Regions from separate parts of the Homo sapiens genome. Here region 1 is linked to region 2. A link is an interaction called in ENCODE POLR2A ChIA-PET data of the cell type or tissue named here. Cell type or tissue: endothelial cell of umbilical vein. All regions are shown on one strand. Each heading gives the region's core, and the rest is flanking DNA. Links, peaks and the distances in the headings are about the cores only.

Region 1 (10,057 bases), core at 596-8,595, 170 kb before region 2:
ATAAGGTTAAGATTTTTAAAAGCTGGTGTTTATGATATTATCTCTATCTTTATCTGTATGTTGGAAACACTTTTCATTAAATCAGATACATTATTACTAAATATATAATATTAATCTACAAAATATTAATACCATGTAAGATTTACATACTGCCCAGGACACAGTATGCAAATGAGTTCTAGTTATTGTTATTATTAATACTAATTGCCTATTGTATGCCAGATTCTACATCCAAGGGCTCTGGCATGCTGGGTGAATCACACCTAGAAAACTAAATCCAATCCAGACACTGTAGATGCAGCTGTCGCATAGTGCTTGGCTCAGAGTAGGTTCTCAGGAAACGCGAGCTTTTGTAATTTTCTTAAAATGCTCGAACGTCACTAAGCATGCTGGCTTTGGCTAAACATGTCAGCCCTTCTGGGTGTCCCAATCTAACCAAACCAACAAACAAAGAAACCCAGAAAACCAGGCATTGAAGGGAGTCACAGAATACTGCTCCTAGCTTAGCCAGAGAGCCTGGCCCGGTGAATGATTCCATTTCTCTGGACACACGCACAGAGTACCCAACAACCAGGCTGCTCATGACAACGGGCTCCAGCTTTAACAAATGTAGCACTAGCACTATTTATTTTCCAAACGTGGTTGAGTTTCGACTCAAGGGGATGCAGTTAGGAAAAATAATGACCAGGAAACACACACACACACAAGCACACACACACACATGCACACACACGCATGCATGCACACATTGGCTCACACAGAATAAGACAACGGCAACCAGACTTCCTGGGTTAGGAGGGGCAGGAAATGGAAAAGATAAACATAAAGAAAAGGAGCTTCTTTTGTATCACTTTAAGAGGAAGAAAAAAGCCCATCAGGCATGCATGCGTGTGTGCGCATGTACGTGTGTGTGCATGTGCGTGTGTGTTGAAAGGACAGCAATTGAGTGAAGAGGGAACAAGTGTGGTTTGCTTAGAAGACGAGGGGACTTCCTTGACACCAGCCCATAATCCAGCCACCAAAAAGGTGCTTTCTGATTTGCGTTGCACAAGTTGGTTGATCATAATAAGCACACATTTCATTTTAATAATGTATTGGGCAAGAACAAGGGTTCCTCAGCCCCATTAAAACAGTGCCCCAGCCTAGCATAGCATGCTGGATGGAATGCTATTTCTGGGCTCTGGTGAAAGTGGAGCAGAGGAAGTAATTGTGCCGCTAATTGCTCCATCTCGGGCTTGGTTTACAGTGATATTAATGCCCTGGTCTCCAGTAGATCAGCTTCATAAAGAGAGAGAGAGAAATAGCAGCCCATTAGAATGGGAACAGGAGAAACTGGAGCAGGTGGGGGAGGTTCCATGCTTGGGTCTGCTTTGCCGGTTGAATTTCGCTGGTGAAATCTTGTGGGATACTGAGGGGGTTTCTTCTGAAGCCAATGGCATTTGAAGCCTCTGGGTTTGAGATCAGGCTCTGCCATTTTCAAACTATGTGCTGGTCCCCCTCTGAAACTCAGTTTGTTCATCTGCAAAATGGAGCTATGCCATCTGCCCTTAGGGTGACAATTTACAATGAAGAGTGTCTAGCACTGTGCCTGGCACACAGCCATTCATGCTGGCTGGCCCTAATTTTCAAAGGAAAGAAGAAATGAGACTCTTCAAAGGCAAGCAGTTTGGTAAGGAAGGCAAAATCTCAAATGGGGACTAATGGAAAATAGCTCAGGATTGGGGAAGGCTCTGTAAGAAAGGGAGCCAGGTGCTGCTGAGGGACTTGCCTGAGACAGCTGAGTGGGTGCAAATGGCAGGCTGAATTCTTCAAAGCACCAGATTCATTTCATAACAGTATTGACCAGTGAAAGTGGAGAAAAGAGAAAAGTTTGTTTTTTTTGTTTTTTTTTTTTTTTTTTAAGACAGGGTCTGATTGTGTCACCCAGGCTAGAGGGCAGTGTTGTGATCGCAGCTCACTGCAACCTCTGCCTCCCTGGCTCAAGTGATTCTCCCCCCTCAGGCTGCTTAGTAGCTGGGACTACAGGCACCTGCCACCATCACTGGCTATTTTTTAAAAATTTTTTGTAGAGATGGAGTTTCACCATGTTGCCTAGGCTGATCTCGAACTCCTGAGCTCAAGTGATCCACCTGCCTCGGCCTCCCAAAGTGCTGGGATTACAGGCATGAGCCACTGTGCTTCGTTGAGAAAAGCTCTTTGTTAACCTCCTAATGGGTGCTTTAACCGTCTCATGTAATATTCTGTCCTTATAATGATGCTATTTTCCTCTTTTCCTGACATCTGTTGATTCTGCCAGCCCAATTTCCAATCTTCCTTCTTTATGCTAAAGATATGTTGATTTTCTTCCCGAAAAACATTCTCATGTGCTTCTAATAGGGTTGTTCTCTGACTGCTATGGGAGAGCAGGAGTCCAGCCATGGTTTAGCCCTGATTAATAAGTGCGTTCCATTCCTCTGGTATTAGTGATGGTCAGAGAGATGGGCATGTGATAAATTCCAGAAATGAGACTTGATTGCAGGACTTTAGCTGTGACTATCAGGAAAGGGCTGTTTTTTCAATGACAAGGGCTGAACAATAACAGGATGTAGGCTTAGAGTTATTGGCATCCCCTTTGTCATCATGAGGGAAGGTCCTGCCTAAGAATGAAACCAGCACAAAGAAAGCAGAGTGGAGATGAGATACAGTTCTGAGAACACTCTGTGAGCACCTAGATCCAACCATATCTGAAGCTAGTAGAGCTTTTGATTTTACAGTTCTGCGAACTAATACATTCCTCGTCTCTCACGCAAGTTGAATTGGGTTTCTGTTACTCAAATCTGAAAGGATCCTGATGCATCCAATTTTTATATGGACAATATATCACTCAGAGAAGCTAGGAAAATATACTTGCCTGGAACCACACAGCTATTTGATAGAGAAGCCATCATCAACCAAATTTTCCTGAATCCTGAATCCATAATCCCAACCACTGGGTAGTTCTGCTACTGACATTAGAGACTGTTTTTCATTGCTGTCATTGTTGTTGAAAATTTAGGATGGTAATAGCAATAAGTCAGTTGGAAGAGAATAATTAGCTACTGTTGCTGCCATGACTTTTGTACTTTATGATTCTTCCAGGCCTCACTGGTTCTGGAGGTGATGTTTGCTAATTGTGGCCACATTGACATTCAGGGGCATGCTGAACCATGTCTTGAGTTTCTTTCAAATAGCCCTCATTTGCCTTTCTATCCTCAACCACTAACCCTAAGGGCCAGCTGGAGGTAGATTTTTTAAAAATATTTTTTCTTTTCATATTTTTAATATGATTTTATTTGTAAATAGTTTATGATTCCCAAGAAGTTGCAAAAATTGTCACGAGAGTTCCTATGTACCCTTCACCCAGCCTCCCCTAATGATAATATCTTACATGACCATAGTAAAGTTATCAAAACCTGTAAATTGACATTAGTATAATACTATTAATTCGAAAATAACCTAATTTGGATTTCACTGGAGATTTGTTGTTGTTTTTTTTTGTATTTTTGTATTTTTTTTTTTTTTTTTTTTTTTTTTGTAGAGACAGGTTTTCACCATGTCACCCAGGCTGGTCTGGAACTCCTGGACTCAAGCAGGACTCAATCAAGTGCTGGGATTACAGGGATGAGCCACCATGCCCAGCCCTGGATTTCTATACTTTTATGTGAACTTTGCATGTGTGTGTGTGTGTGTGTGTGTGTGTGTGTGTGTGTGTATAAAATTCCATGAAATCCTATCATATATAAATTTGAGTAACGATTACCATGACCAAGATACACAACTGTTGATCATCACAAAAAAACTCAGGCTACCCCTGATAGCCACACCCCACCCCAACCACTCTTGGTAACCACTGATGGGTTCTCCACCATCGTAATGATGTCACTTCGAGAATGTTATGGAAATGAATCACCCAGCCCATCGCCTTCTGAGACTGGCTTTCTTTCATTTGCCATAATGCCTTTGAGATCCATCCAGGGTGTTGCATGTATTAATGATCTTTCCCTTTTCATTGCTGAGTAGTATTTCATCACATGAATGTATCACAGTTTGTTTAAACACTCAACTATTGAAGGACATCTGGGTTATTTCCTGTTTGGGGCTATCATGAATAAACCTGCTACAAACTTTCATGTATAGATTTTTGTGTGAAGATAAATTTTTGTTTCTCTACAGTAAATATCCAGGAGTGAGAATGCTGGGTCATATGATAAGTGTATGTTTAACTTCATAAGAAACTGCCCAGCTGTTTTCCAGAACATTTCCCCAGCAATGGAGTGTGGGGCATGTAACCGTCTTGTCCATCTTCTCTAGATGAGCAGTACCGCACTTGGAGATTGTCCCTGGATCACAGAAAACATACTCTTCTGCTTTAGTAACTGTACTCAGAGCAAACAGGAAATGAAATCCAGACAAGCACGGTGGCTCATGTCTGTAATGCCAGCACATTGGGAGGCCAAGGAGGGAGGATCACTTTAGGCTAGAAGTTTGAAACCAGCCTGGGCAACATAGGGAGACCCCGTTTCTACAAAAAAATAAAAAATAACAATTAATGGGGCATTGTGGAGTATACTGTCGTCCTAGCTACTTGGGAGGCTGAGGAAGGAGGATCACTTGAGCCCAGGAGTTGAAGGCTGCAGGGAGCTATGATTGCATCACTGTACTCCAGCCTGGGCAACAAGCGAGACCCTATTTCTAAAAATAAAAATGAAAGACAGACATGAAATTCAAAACTTGCATCCAAAGCCAACTTTTATTTAATTTTTTCCTCATTAGAAGCACAGTGCTTACTCACAATAAGAATATCTGGCAAAATTTAGCAAAGGATAAAGAAGAAATAAAAGTCTTCCACAACTTCACACTCAGGACAAAATCACAGTTTCAGGGTTGAAATCTCAGAGCTCATTCCAACTCCTTTAAATCTCCACATCTTGCCATCCACCCTCCCAGGTAAATGCAACATTCCCTTTTCCCTTTAGTTAAAAAAAAAAAAAAAAGTGGAAAACAAAACAAAACAAAACAAAACAAAAAAATCGGAGGGGAAATAACACCCAAGGCCTTGACCCTTTTCCTCTCCTATCGGCCTGCTCTTCAGCAAACAGGAGTTTCCTTTTACAGACCTCAAGAATAGACACGTTTCTCGTCTATTCCTGTCGCACGCCTCAAGGTTGCGCGGCCCGTTCTTATCAGCAGAAGGCACCTGGTGCATTGTGGGAGAGCCGGCTGGGTGGGAGCCCTTTCCAGAGAGGTTTCCTCCTGCTAGGCCCCTGGTCAGCCGCCTTGCTGACCCGGAGTTGATTATTGCTTCTCCTCACAACTTCCTCCTCCACCACTTTTTCTTGATTAGAGGATCCCCAACCCAGGAGAGACACCCTCTGAGAGTGTCCCCAGAAGGCCCTTAGCCAGGAGGCATTTGTAAGAAAGTTTAAGCTGTTCATTGAGGGGAGAGGGCAGCCTCTAGGGGAAATAAGAACATCCCAGGGTCCACTCAGTCCCAGCAGCGTAGACTCCAAATCTCGGCAAATGTGAGATTGGTATAGTCTTCCCAGGAGCTCCAGTGTTCTGATGATCCGAATTTTTATTTTATTTTATTTTTTTGACATGGGGTCTCATTCTGTCTCCCAAGCTGGAGTGCATGGCACAATCATACCTTACTGCAGCCTTGAACTCCTGTGCTCAAGCAATCCTCCTGCCTCAACCTCTGGAATAGCTGGGACTATAGATGTGCACCGCCAAGGCTGTCTAATTTTTTGTTTTTTGTAGAGATGGGGTCTTGCTATGTTGCCCAGGCTGATCTCAAATTCCTGAACTCAAGAGGTCCTCTGTCTCAGCCTCCCAAAGTGTTGGGATTATAGATATGAGCCACTGCACCCAGCCCGATTTTTATTATATATATATAATTTTTATTATATATAATAAATAAATAAATAAATAAATATATATATATATATTTCCCATGGTTGGGGATATTCGTTCAAGTTCATGGTGAGAATTCTAATCTGAGAGTGTTTTGCAGTTTTCAAAAGCTCAGGCCCAGTTACTCTCCCATTTCATCCTTAGAATAACCCTTAGCTGAAATTGCTATTATTTTTCCAGTTTTATAAATGAGATACAGGATGGAATAACACAGAGGGGAAAGGACTGGCTCAAGATCACCCAGCCAGGAAGTGACAGAACCAGCATTCTGAGCCAGCTACGCCTGGCTCTGACTACCGGCTATTTCCAACACCCTTCTCCTGGGCCTCAGTGTCCCCATCTGCACTAAATAGGGCTTATTCTTGATCATCTCCATGGCTCCTTCTCATCTGAACTTTTGATGACTCTGCTTCAGGATCAAATATTTGCAAAATCCAGCTCAATATGGGGCCTTGACTTCTGGAACTGAAAACGCGAACAAAGTCAGCTGAGACTTTGCCAAAATGGGAGAAATTGGCCCAGACCCACTCCATCACACACTGATCATGGCACCTGCAGGGAAGGTCAGGCAATCAGACAGGAGAGGAAGGGAAAATGAGATACCAGAGCAATGAGCTTACAGCCATTTTAGGGCTTTGGGGAAAAAAAGTCACAATTAATATGAAATATTCTGGGAGAATGGAAACTTATAACAAAAATCATCAGAAAGCTCCTTGCTTAGGAAGACCATACTTAACATTTAGCTCAAACAGTTCTAACCATCTCTCTCACATATGTGTTTATAGATGAAGAGCCATGGTTTTCAGACATGGCAGCCCCCTCATGTCCCATCATGGTTTGACTTATGCCCTTGGATGAATTCCTTCTTGTGCTCATAAGTGGCCATCTGATGTTCGTGGTGTCAGAATATTCCAGTACTTAAATACAGCGCAATATGTCAAACTAGTGCCTTAGTGATGGGTCTTTCCATAGTTTTCAAATGCTTGCTGTTATGATCAACCCAAAACTGAAATGAGATTTAGATGAAAGATATTGTAGGTACAGATCGCAATATAAATGTGTGTATAGGTAACTAGATTGATATTTAAAGAAGATTTTAACCACTGGTATCAGATTTTACCTTACACTGAGGACTGGCTTTTGGCGGGGGGTCAATGTCTTAACAGCTGATCAATTTTAAGGTGAAAGGTGGAGCCTGAGATTCTCTCTTTAACTTATGGGGCCCAACCTAGGCCGAATGGCAGGTACAGAGTGGGTTCTCTGTAATCATCACTTTCTCCTTTTTTCTTATTCCAGCCTCCCTTTGGAGACAACAAAGAGGCAGCTCTCATTGAATAATTCATTCAAAAATTCAAACAAGGACTTCACACCTCCCATGTGCCAGATTCTATTCTGCATTTGGGATGTAGCCATAAAGAAGGCAGGGCCTTCACTTCCAAGGGGCTTGCAGGCGAGGGAAAAACGCCCAGATGAACCTTGAGGTGGGGTTGAGCTGTGGTGTGAAGAGTTCATTCAAAGAGGCACGCACAAGGTCAAGGGTGACGGATGCTGCTTGGAGGTTTTGGGGGGTAGGTGGCAATGGCCAGTGAACACCTTCTAGTGGAGGAGACGCCAAAGCTGGGCTGGGCGGGAGTGGGTGGTGATAGGAATTTTCGGGAGGAAAGTGCATCTCAGAGAGATGGAAGAAAGTGGTAAATGCAGGGGACTAAGGGAAAGGGAAAGTGGCCAGGCACAGTAGCTCCTTTGCAAGTGGCAGGTGAGCAGGGCCCCCATGGTTCATTACATTCAGTAATGGAGGCAAAAATAAGATACTCACAGGAGCTGGGCTGGGAATAGATGGTGAACAGGAGTCACCCATCCTGTTTCCAGGGCCCGCTGGTGCCAGGCACCAGTGAAGGATGTCCCATGAGGGTGTGGGTTACATGTGGTCAGCTCCCGTCATTTCTCAGGAGGTGGTGAAAATCACAACTTTGATGCGAACACCTCCTTATTTTTAAATGTTGGCAAAGGATTCGATATAAAAAAATGCACTGAAATTTTACAACTACTGTAAAAACAACCCCCCACCCCCCAACCGCCGGCCCCACCCCCAGCCCTCACCTCTATCCTAAAATGCGGTTTGGCTACACAGAAGGCATCCAGGGAGATAATTCTCCCAACAGGGACCCAGTTGGCCAGCTCATTCCTGACACTTCCCCAGGGATTTGTGACATTAAAAGACACTCTCCAAATATAAGCTTCAAAAAAGAGACCTCCCCCCCTTCCATGTGGCTGGGTTTATTTTTAAAGCGAGGCTTCCTTGTCTGTGTTCAACTCGATGGGTGGAGAAAATAATTAGAATTGATTTCTCTGCACCCACTCAGGAATAGAATAGGAGGCAACTTTAGTATCTATACACAGGAGAAGAGAGGAGAAAAAAAAAAAAAGAAAGAAACTTCCTTCCAATCCGTGTCTAATTCCTTGGATAGTCTTCTCACTCCTTGGACTGTTTTAGTGGTGCCTTTTGATTACAACATTGCTTTGAAGAGACACTAATTGTACCCTGCTTACAATGCTTGTAATTATGCGTATTACATTTTGATTCATTTCCATATGTCAACACCACTACGAGATGGGGCGGGGGGGCGGTGGGTGGCTGAGAACCGCTTTTATAATCGGTTATTGTCTATGAAAAAAAATCTGCACAGAACATGAGTGAAGTGTTCTTTGTTGAAATTGGAAATAAGATTATACATAAAAGTCGTCCTCTGACATCCAGAAAATGGACAGTTTAAAATAAATTGCAGCTGCTGATCAACAAGATTGCTAGCTCCCCTTTTCCCTTTTACGTTAATGAGGGAAATACTTTTCAAGCTTCTAATAGCAATATGTTCAAGTGTGTCATTTCAATCGCTTTCTTCTTAATAAAAGATGACCCCAATATTCCCCCCTTAGTGGAAGACATTGTCCTACCCAGACATATTTGTGATTTGAGGCTCCCCGTGGAAAAGAAAAGAAGGAAAGAGTAAGGAGAGGAGGGGAGTCCCAGGAAAAGAGAATGACAAGGGTTCCTAAGGGTTCCTAAGCTTGCAGAAAGAGAGTATCCTAGTAAGAAACAGAATTGGAGCCCCTATGCACGTGCCTGTAGTCCCAGCTATTCGGGAGGCTGAGGCAGGAGAATCGCTTGAACCTGGGAGGCGGAGGTTGCGTGAGCCGAGATCGCGCCACTGCGCTCCAGCCTGGGCGACAGAGCGAGACTCCATCTCAAAAAAAACAAAAAACAAAAAACAAAAAAAAAGAATTGGAGCCTCTATGGTCTGAAGGGAGGTAACTCTGAACCAAATAATACATAAATAGTCCAAACACAAAAGTAGCCTGTAAAAGCCTGCGTGTAGGTAGGCGTCGCTTCCTGCTGAAGGCTTTTCCTGAGCACAGATACCTTTCATGCCTGAGATGAAAGGACATCTACTTCTTAGCCCACATTTCCACATGGAGGCCAGAGCAGGTTGTTGCCTGCAACTCTGGACCCTGGAAGGTGCTGAAGGTTAGCTCGGGATTGCAAATCTTGAAGGTGCGAGTGAACAGAGGGGTGAGGGCTTTGAAGCAGGATTTGCAAAGGGCTTGGGGAGGGCGTGGCTGAAAGGAAAGGACATGGGTTCAGGGTGGCCCTCTCATATCACCACTTATGCGCTGAGTGTTCTGGCCAAATCGCGCCCCCCTCCCAATTCGTATGTTGAAACTTTAACTAACTCCCTCGAGTAACTGTATTTAGAGAGAGGATCTTTTAAAAGGTAATTAAGTTAAAATGAGGTCTTTGAGGTGGATCCTAGTCTAATCTGATTGATGTTTTTTTTAAGAGACGAGCATGTACAGGAAGCACCCGGGCTGTGCACACACAGGAAAGACCACGTGAGGACCCAGCGAGAAGGCGGCCATCCCCAAGCCAAGGAGAAAGGCCTCAAGAACAAACAAATCTGCCAACACCTTGATTTTGAACTTCCAGCCTCCTGAACTGTGGAAAAATAAGTTTCTGCTGTTGAAGCCTCTGAGGCAGTGGTATTTTCTTATGGAAGCCCCAGCAGACCCCTATGTGACTTGGTAGCCCCATCTGTGACTGGAGAAGGTGAAGTCCACCGGCCCTGGTGCT
Region 2 (10,057 bases), core at 746-8,745:
GGGGGTCCTGATGGAGCAGACACCAGCAGAAGGATCCTTCCGGGAAGTGACGTTGAAGCTAAGCTTGAAAAGGTAAGTAGGAGGTAGGGAGGAAATGGAGGGTAAAAGAGGGAACACTGTTTCTGACAGAGGGAACAACAGGTGCAAGGGTCAGGTCAGTGGGAAAATGCATGGGCTTTGAAGTCAGAACCCAGGTTCAAATCCCAGCCCCACCACCTTCCAACTGTGTGACCCTGGCCAGGTAACAGGGTCTCATTCCTAAAGTGAACTCAAGGAGACTTCATTGGCTTGTCCTGAGGGCCTGCGTGAGGAGAGTGTTAGTAGAGTGAAGTCCTAAAGGAAGGTTGGTTTCTTGTAGAATCGTGAGATCAGGGGATGGGATGGCCTTGGGACAATGGTCAAGACATCTAGCTTCTAGTCCCTGTTCTGTCAATTTGACTCATCTGACCACCCTCCATTTCCCCCATTATAAAATAAAGGGGTTCTATTCTCTGTTGTAGGAAAGTAACATTGAATCCACAGAATGAATATGTATCAGGGGGCAGGTGTTAATCCAATAACACCCCTGTGGCCAGTTGCAGATTCCCTCATGGCCAAGACTCATCCTGTCTTATTGGGCTTCTCAGAATCAGGTCACTTCTGCCTTCTGCAAAGGAGTCCTTGCCTCCTTCCCGGGCACCTCCCATCCTGCTGTGTTCCCATCACCGGCTGTGCCTTTGATCAGCTCTGTGGGGCCCTCTCCTCCTGACAACAGGACACTCCTGGAGCCACTCTTCTCCCCTGCATGCCCTCCCTAGGACACCTCATTCGGCTAACAGTTTCAATGCCATGTGGGTGCCATCAGCCCCAATGTCTGTGACCAGCCTCCCGTGCCCACCTGCCTCCTCTCCTCCTCTTCATCTCCCCTTTGACATCTAAACAACACCCAGACCTAACATCATCCAAACTCCAACCATGATCCCCACCTGACACCCCCACAACTTACTCCACTTGCACGGGTGTCCCCATTTCAGCCTAGGACAGTGCCACCCTCCCACTTGCTCAGAAAAAGAACCTGGCAGTCATCCTGGACTCCTCTCTCCTGCTCACATCCCAGTCCACATACAGCCAGCCAGCGCTGTTGCTTCCAACTTCATCATTTAGACAGAGTCCACTCAATTCTCACCACCTCCACAGCCACCACCCAAGTCCAGGCCACCTGCACCTTTCGCCTGTTTATGGCAGCAACCTCCAAGAGTCCCCAGGGTTTTTATGCCATTCTCAATTGTTGATTCTGCAAGTTAAAATGTATGTCAGGTCAAGTCCCTCCTCTGCTGGAGACACCCCGACCTGTGTCCCAGCTCCCTCAGAGGAAAACCCCAAGTTCCCACCACTCACCCCACTGTAGCCTGCCCCACATGGTGGCCTCAGGGCCTTTGCACTTGCTGGTCCCTTGGCCTGGGATGTTCTTTCCCCACATGCCACTGCCTTCCCTTTTCCAGTCCCAGCTGTCACCTTAGGGAGAGCTTGCTGCCAGCCCATGTAATAAGACAACACTACCTAGCCTCCTTCCTGCTTCATATTTCTTCATGGCATGTATTCCCTTCCTTGACATTCTCTATTCTTAACCTATTTAGGTGCTCATTCTCTCTCTCTCTCTCTCTCTCTCTCTCTCTCTCTCTCTCTCTCTCTCTATCTCTGTCTCTCTGTTTCCAAAGGCTACCTCCTTGAGGCAGAGATCTTTGTCTGGTTTGTTTGGGATTAACGGGGACACCCAGTAAATATTTGTTGAATGAATGACTTTTGTGACTCAAGCAATTATTCATTCATTGGCTGTTCGACCTCAGAAAGAAGCCAGTGGACATCTTCTGGTGAGACCCAGAGCACCCCACCTGCAAGGGGCCTGATCTCCCTTGAACCAAGAGCCCTGCCACTCGCCCCAGCTGCCTAAAGGCTGACAGGAGAAGAGGGAGTCAGAATGGTGCTCCAAACAGAGCTCACTGGAATCTCAGCTCAGCCATTTACTTGCTCTGTCAACTTGGGCTCTCGCTGCAGGTACCTGAGACTGTTTTCTCGCCTGTAAAATTGGAAGGTGTTATGGGTTGAATTGCTTCCCCCAAAAATATGTTGAGGTCTTAACCCCTTGAAATGTGACCTGAGTTGGAAATGGGATCTTTGCAGATGTCATTAGTGAAGACGAAGTCACACTGGAGTAGGCTGGGCCCTAAATCAAATGGCTGTTAGTTTTATAAGAAGAGGGAAATTTGGACACAGACACACACAAAGAGGAACAACCAGCGTGTGAAGACAGAGGCAGAGATTGGAATGAGGCAGCCACAAGCCAATGAACCGCTGCAGCTCCCAGAGGCCAGAAGAGGCAAGGGAATATCCTCCCCTAGAGGCTGCAGAGGGAGCACAGCCCTGCCAGTGCCTTGATTCGAGACTTCGAGACTTCCAGCCTCCAGAACTGGGAAAGAATAAATATCTGCTGTTTTAAGCACTTTGGTTTGTGGTGCTTTGTCACTGGCAGCCCTGGGAGTAGTCCAGAATTATAACCCCTACCTTCCCCGAGGACTGCTTGTCCAGAGGGTTCCCCAGGGTCCCATTCTTAACAGATCCTCCTTGAATGCCCTGCAGCCACCGCTGATGTGCTGGAAGTCACTTCTGCTGGCTTTGATGAAGGGAAGGAAGCAGATGAGAAAGAGGGTGTATATGAGTGACTCATTGAACCTATTGTCTATCCATAGAGAGAGGGGACGAGAGAGTGCCTTGTCCCCAAGACCTGGGCCCACAGTGGCCCCTTAAGTAAGTTCAGGCCCTCTCACCTGGGCAGGGGTCAGAAGCCTAGAGCAACAGCAACCACTGAAAGCCCTCAGCACTCCACTTAGGCCTCCACTCCAGAGCCTCAGAGCTGCCAGCTTCTTCTCCCTGATACCCCTGCAGAAACTCAGCCACCTTCTATTTAGAAGGATCAGCCATCAGATGCTTCTAAATAAATCCAATCCCTCCACCCTCCTGCTTTCCACTTGCAACTGTCTCTGTCCACTGGCACTTGGACCCAAGAGCTAATTGCAGAAGCTTCATCTTAAAGGAAACCACAAACACGCTCTCACCCACGTTTTACGACTTTATAACTCACCAAATAAACCTGATTCCTATAACCATAAAACAAAGCCGAAATGAGTTGGACATGTACCAGCGAGGAGAAGCAGGAGGCGGGTGGAGATTGCCAGAGGGGGCTCTCAGCTGTGGAGTCGCGGCTCTCCGTGTGGATTTCGGCATCTCAGTCTTGCAGAAACTTAATATTCCAATCAGCACCCAAGCAAGGCGTTGGAAGCCAAGGAGTGCATGAGTGCCCCCATAGCTGGGGGAATATTACTCACCAGGTCATGGTCGGCTGCGTAAAATACAACCCTCATATATCATTATAACTGCCAGCCAACGACAGTTATAATTGAGACGGCAATAACTAGGAGAGAGTTCTTTAATTTAACATCCAATTATTACAAGTTATCACTTCTTAATAAATGTAATATAACAGACAATCAATGTTGCATGCAACGGCCCAGACTGCAATGGGATGGGAAATTTATATCCTGGGGAAAAAAATATACTCTGTGTAGTGTGTGTGCGTTTGCATGCATGTGTGTGTGTGCATGTATGTGTGTGTGTGCGTGTGTGTGTGTTTCAGCCTTTCTAAAGTCTGCAGAGGCTGTGATAAGTGTTGCAAGACTCCAGCTATAAATAGCTGAGCTTCTCTCAATAGCTGACATTGCTGCATTTGCATATGTACAATAGCTCCAGGCCAAGGGAGAGGAAAGAGTAAGAAGGGAAAAAAAGATTTCTTCTCCCTGGTGCAGGCTCTGAGAAACAGCAAGAGGAAGGAAGTAAGGCCCCCTGGCCCAGCTGGCACCAAGGCTCAGGGATGCAGCTGGGAATATCACCCCAAACCTAACTTGGCAGGGCAATTTCTTTTTAAGTAAAATTTTTTTTTGATGTAGGATATATATACACAGAAAAGTGAACACATCATGAGTATGCAACTTGATGACTTTCTACTAGGTGTACACACCCAAGGATTCAGCACCCAGATTGATAAATAGAAATTACCAGCACCCCAAAAACAGCTCTCAAGCCCCAGCACCACTAGTTCTTACACCACCAAGATAACTACTCTTTCCTGCTTTCCACCTTCATAGACTGCTTTCTCTTGTTTTTGAACTTTATGTAAATGGACTTACACAGTATGTTTTCTTTTATGTGTGGCTTCTTTGGTTCAGTATTATTTTGTGAAGTTCATCCATGTCGCTGCATGTCATGTGTTGCAGCAGTTTGTTCATTTTTACTTCTAGATAATATTCCACTGTGGGAATATTTCACAGTTTACACATCCATTCTATCACTGGTGGACATTTGGGTAATCATCAGTTTGGGGACTCTTACACATAGTGCTGTGATGAATATTCTTGGGTGTGACTTTGGTGAACATATGTAGATGTTTCCTAGAAGTGGAATCCTTAGGCTATAGGGTAGGTGTATGTTCAGCTTTAGTAGATGCTGAAAAATAGATCTCCAAAGTGGTTGTACCATTTCACATTCTACCAACTATGAGAGTTCCAGTTGCTCCGTATCTTCATCAATGCTTGATATTATGTTTTATTGTGTTAGCCACCCTGATGGGTTCATAGTGGGATCTCAGTGTGTTTTAATTTGCACTTTTCTGGCGACTAATGAATGAGGTTACCCACCTTTTCACGTGTTTGTCCTCTTTTGTAAAGTTCCTGATCAAGTGTTTTTGCCTGTTTTTCTCTTGAGTTGTCTTTTTTTTTTTTACTCTGGGTACGAATCTTTGCCACTTGCATGTATTGCAAATAGTTTTCTCCCACTCTGTGGCTTGCCTTTTTACTCTGTTGCTGTTAATAAAGAGACACTTTTAATTTTTAATATTAATACAATTTTCAAATCTTTAACAGTTCTTATTCTGTGCAATACAGAATTTTGATCATTTTTTAAGGAAATCAGTTCAAAATGAGTTTTAGCTAGACTTCCAGAAGAAGAAATTGGTTGGGTATTTTGTTTTTGTTCTTATTTTTGTTTTTGATCCACCTACTTACCCCTCAGCTCCATGCACATGGATTCAGTGGGTGGAGAGTGGGATATTATTCACTCACTGCTCACCCATCATACATTTATTCGTTTATTGAGACTTACGTACTAGACACTATGCTAAGTACTAGAGTCACAGAGATGAATGTGACAGACGCTGTTCATGGCCTCAAGAAATATAAAACTCCTATGAAAAAATAAGAGAAAATTCTTCATGACCTTGAGTTTGGGAAAGATTTCTTAAGTAAGACACACACAAAAAAACCCAAAAATGCATGAGTTATACAATTTTAAAAATCAATATATTGAACTTGATCAAATTTAAATAATTTTGCTTTATGAAAGACACTGTTAAGAAGGGCTGATTTAAAAAAAATATTGTGATAATAAAGTATAATGATGTCCCTGGAAGTTTAGAGAATGATACCACGATTCCAGCCAATTTTATAGTTATTCCTCCATTTATTCATCCACTCAATTAGTATGTTATTGCTCCATTTATTCACTTATTCAGTAAGTATTTATTGAGCACATACTATATGGCAGAGATTGTGCTAGGCCCTGGAGAATCGCTGTGTCTTCAAGGAGCTCACACTCAGAGGAGAATGGACAAGCAGACATGTTACAGGACATGATGTGTCAAGGGCTGCTGTGGAAATAGATGCAGAGGTTGTAGGAACAATCAGGAGGACACCAGGAGGGCTTCCGTGAGGAGGTGATGTTTGAACTTGGCCTTGAAAGATGAGTAGCAGAGAGTGTAGCCAAAGGTGTGCAGACAGGAAACAGGTAGCCTGACTGTCATTTTAAGATCCAGTAGAGCATCAAATGAAAGGGCAAGATGTGTCTGGAGAATCGGTGGCTACATCCATGTCTGGTGGCATCTGAGTGCCCTGAGGTAGATTTGCATCTCACTATGCAGGTGCTGGGGGATGTCAGGAAGATGACAACATCCTCTTGTCAGGTGAAGAGCTGTCACACTGCAAATAAGAGCAGGTGGTATTCAGAGCAGGAATTTGGAGTCTGGTGGCCAGGTTTGGATTATGACTATATGACCACAGCTACTCTAGACCTTAGTTTCCTCATCTGTAAAATGGAAATGGTAATGATCACGAACACTCACTGATGACCTGCTCTGTAACCAACACTGCTCTAAGAGTCATTACTTATTTAGTCTCCTCAATCTCCCCATAAGGTGGATTTTAAATCACTCTCCCTATTTAACAGATGAGAAAACAGAGGTCACCCAGCTGGTACAGGTCAGAGCCAAGATGCAAGCCCAGGCCATCTTGCTCCAGGGTCTGGCTCTCTAACCATTGCTTGATGCTGTTTGATAGTGGGGCCAGCATCCTAGGGCTGCCATGAGGACTGATGGAGGCAATGCACATAACATCTGACTCAAGCTAAATGCTGGGGTCAGAACTCAGATTCTCTAAGTGCCAGCTGCCATTAATAAGAAGCCCAGACCATCTAGAGGCTGTGAAAGTCTCTTACCAAGGGCATTGGTCTCCAACAGGACATTTTGGTCTCCTCCAACTTACACATCCCTGCCTCCAAATATCTAACTAGAGCCCCATCCCTCAGCTCCCAGGGAGGACATGACGGGAGATTTCAGATGAGGAAGTGGAGGTTTTAAAGCCATGTGCCCACACTCACAGGGGCATCAGAGGTGAGCTGGGGTTTGAAGCCCTGTTCATGTGCATCTCAGTGCTGTGAACTCACTCATGCCCCATGGTCATGGAGCCCCTGCAGGGCCTGGCATCAGAGCAGGGTGGCCCCTCAGGATGTTCATGCTCAAGCCCAGTGTAGATCGATGCAGATAGTAGCAAGAGTCTGCTAAGCAAAGATAACTCATGAAAATCTTTTAAAACAGAGAGTATTAGTCAGCTCCAGCTGCAGTAACAAAATACCACAGACTGGGTGGCTTAAACAACAGAAATTTATATTCTCACACTTCCAGAGGCCAGAAGTCCAAGATACAAGTGCCAGCAAATTCTGTTTCTGGTGAGTGCTCTCTTCTCTGCTTGCAGACAGCCACCTTCTTGCTGGGTCCTCACATGGCGTTTCTTCTCCCTGTGCTCTGAGAGAGATCTCTGATGTCCCTTCTTCTTCTTATAAGAACACCAGTCCTATTGGGTTAGAGCCCTGCCTTTATGACCTCATTTAATCATAATCATCTCCCTAAAGTCCCTATATCCAAACAGTCACATTGCCAATTGGGGCTTCAACATATGAGCCTGGGGAGGCCACAATTCAGTCTATAACATGAGAGAATGAAAGAAAAATGAAAGTAGGGAGGGAGGAAAGAGAGACTAAAATAACAAGCGAAGAAAACAAGAGAGATGAAGAGGAGAGTAGAAAGAGAGGGTGATAAAAGGAAGGTGAGATGGGATTATGACCTGCATAATGCCTTGAACATGCCATCATTTGCTGGGAATGCTTGCAGCCACCAGAAATTGTTCATCTGGGACCTCTGGAACAACTGGGAGTTTTCTGCTGGCAAAAGATGAAGTTTGAAAACAATAAAGTTTATATTTGAGAGTCATAAATAATAACGCTTTGATATAATGAATTTACAAAGAACAAAAATCTGGTTACCATGGTTGGAATGCCATTCAGAAGTCAACTAACCAAATATCTTCGTTTTGCATTCAGGAAAACGGAAGCCCAGAGTGGGGAAGGCACCTGCCCCAGGTTACACAGCTCGTGCAAATCCAAGTCTTTTGACTGCACCTGCGGTGTTTCTTTCAGGAGGTCAGAGGCTGCGGAGAGAGGCAGTTATTGGCTGGGCAACCAGCATCAGAAAACAAAGAAGAATTGAAGTGTGTGAGACAGAACTAGGCGCTAAAACAAGAGCTATCAATAGAGCCGAGGGCTCCCAGGATACAGAATAGGCGGACAGCTGTGCAGGTTGCACACTGACGAAGAACCCCTGATTGAGTAAAAGACCAGTGGCTGAAACCCAGTTCCCATTCTGTAACAGTCATGCACCCTGGCAGAGAGCTGCATTTACCCAGAGGAATAAACAGGCTTCTAATTTTTAGAAAGGCAACACATTGGCCCGCAGAGGTTCTTTGAGAAGATTAAGATTTATGGGGCACCTACTGTGTGCCAGAACTTTGCAGGGATCGTACTCACATTACTTTGTTTAACCCCTCATGACTAACCCTGCAATAGAGATTGGTATTTTCATCATACAGAAGGGGAAACTGAGGTGTAGAGTACTGAAAAGACTTGTCACAAAGGTGTTGGCACATGGCTTGCTACTCAGCAATGGTAATCGTGTTCGTCAGAGCCTCACTGGGGACTGCCTCTCGCCTGAGAGCTCTGCATGCAATATTGCACCTAATATTCATGGTATTATCCCCGTGTTGGAGAAGGGAAACAGATGCTCAGAGGGGAAATAAATTTCTGAGGCCACCTAGATGTGCCCAGTTCTCCCTTTGCCCATGTGATTTCTAGGGGCTGGGACTTTTCTGTGAGGCTGGACCTCAGGCAGGTGTGGGGCTCCCCAGGCTTGGGAAGCAATTACCATCGCATCTCTTCCACCCTCGTTCTCAGTCTCTTCCTGGCGCTCCCCCGCCCCCACCCCAGGCCAACCCACAAGAGGTGGGAGGGACATCCCACTCCTCAGACAGAAGGTTTCACGTGGCTCCCAAACATGGGGTGTCAGTTCCCGCAGCTCAGGCGCAGCAGCCAAACCCACCCTCCTTCTGGGGGAGGCGAGATGTGGAGAGGCTGGGGGCCCGAGCGCTCGGGCTCAGCAGCCGGACGGGCAGACTGAGGGGCTCCTTGCCAAGGGAGGTGTGATCTCCCCCGGCTCAGCGTCCTGGAGTGCGAACTTCAAACGCCCGATTCTCAACATTTGGCCATATTTTTTTTCTTACCCCAAAGCAAATCCGGCTCCAATGTGGGTTCCCAGTGCCTGGCTGGGTTGCAGTTGGCTGCTTTGTTTAGTGAGAGTAGCTGCTCACACAAGGGGGATTTGAAAGGGAAAACCTGGGTGAGGAAGAGGGGAGCAGGAAAGGGCAACTTTCCCTAAGGTTGACCTTGGGGAGGGTCATTGACGTGTGGTGGGTGGGTGGATGAACAGAAAGATGGAGACATGAGCAGACAGGCACTGAGCAGGCAGTCTGGAGAGGATCAGCCCAGGTCCCACACATTACCTCTCTCTCCCCTGGGCCCCTGGGCACCTTGCAGCCTTTATTATCTCACTCACCTCCCTGGACGGTTAAGGGCCGTGTCCCTGTCTGCCTCTCAAGGGTCTGAGACTTGCCAAGCTCTATATGGCTGGAGCTGAATACAGGGTCTCACATGGCCCATGCCAGAGTTGAGGGAGAAAGGAAGGAAGGAAGGAGGTGGGAGAAAAGGAAGGAGGGGAAGGTGAATCAAGGGAAGTTTGATATATATATAAATAACATGACATCCTACACACAGTAAAGCACAATCTACTGCTACATCCATGTGCGAATCTCACAGGCATATGCATAAGCAAAAGAAGCCGGACACAAAAGGAGAGAAACCGGACAATCCCATTTGCATGAGTTTCCAAACAGGTGCAACCAAGCTATGCTAGGGGTCAGAAGAATGGTTATCTCTGAGGAAATATGAATTTGGGGGATAAGAGGTTGTCTTTTGGGATACTGGAAATGTTCTAAATCTTGTTCTGTCTGACAGTTTCATGGGTGTCTATGTATGTGAAGGCCCAACAAGTTGTACAATGAAGATTGGTGTAGCTTGGCCATATACTTTTCTAATATGTAAGTTTTGTAGCTCATTTGTTTAAATAAATACTGCAACACAAAACGGATGGATGATAAATAGGTAGGTTGATGGACGGGTAGGTGGATGGATGGATAGATAGGTGGGTGGATGGATGGATGAATGGACGGATAGGTAGGTGAATTGTTGGATGGATGGATGGATGGATGGATGGATGGATGGATGGATGGATGGAAGGATTGTTGGATGGATG

What was found. ChIA-PET counts read pairs that join two places held together with the same protein. Peaks named below come from ENCODE experiments on the same cell type or tissue, not always from the same donor. Only the 100,000 strongest peaks of a DNase experiment are listed, where the experiment ranks them.
Region 1: POLR2A ChIA-PET joins it to region 2 with 5 read pairs; 1 of 35 experiments calls an interaction of 5 or more read pairs at or near these places.

What each region holds. Positions count from the first base shown.
Region 1 is chr22:27,149,691-27,159,747 of GRCh38, forward strand. No RefSeq gene overlaps it. Among named protein-coding and RNA genes, the nearest start is that of LINC01638, 70 kb to the right of the region's middle. In endothelial cell of umbilical vein, for the core only: no CTCF peak of the experiment used is centred there; DNase peaks (open chromatin) are centred at 2,471 and 5,191; H3K27ac peaks cover 2,782 bases.
Region 2 is chr22:27,314,978-27,325,034 of GRCh38, forward strand. It overlaps LINC02554 (long intergenic non-protein coding RNA 2554), which reads left to right. Exons shown (of 2, transcript NR_134581.1): 1 at 1-72; 2 at 1,827-2,863. It overlaps LOC105372979 (a long non-coding RNA gene), which reads right to left and starts at 7,244. Exons shown (of 3, transcript XR_938121.2): 1 at 7,035-7,244; 2 at 6,739-6,915; 3 at 5,963-6,062. RefSeq lists enhancers at 5,015-5,184, 5,456-5,625. In endothelial cell of umbilical vein, for the core only: no CTCF peak of the experiment used is centred there; a DNase peak (open chromatin) is centred at 3,834.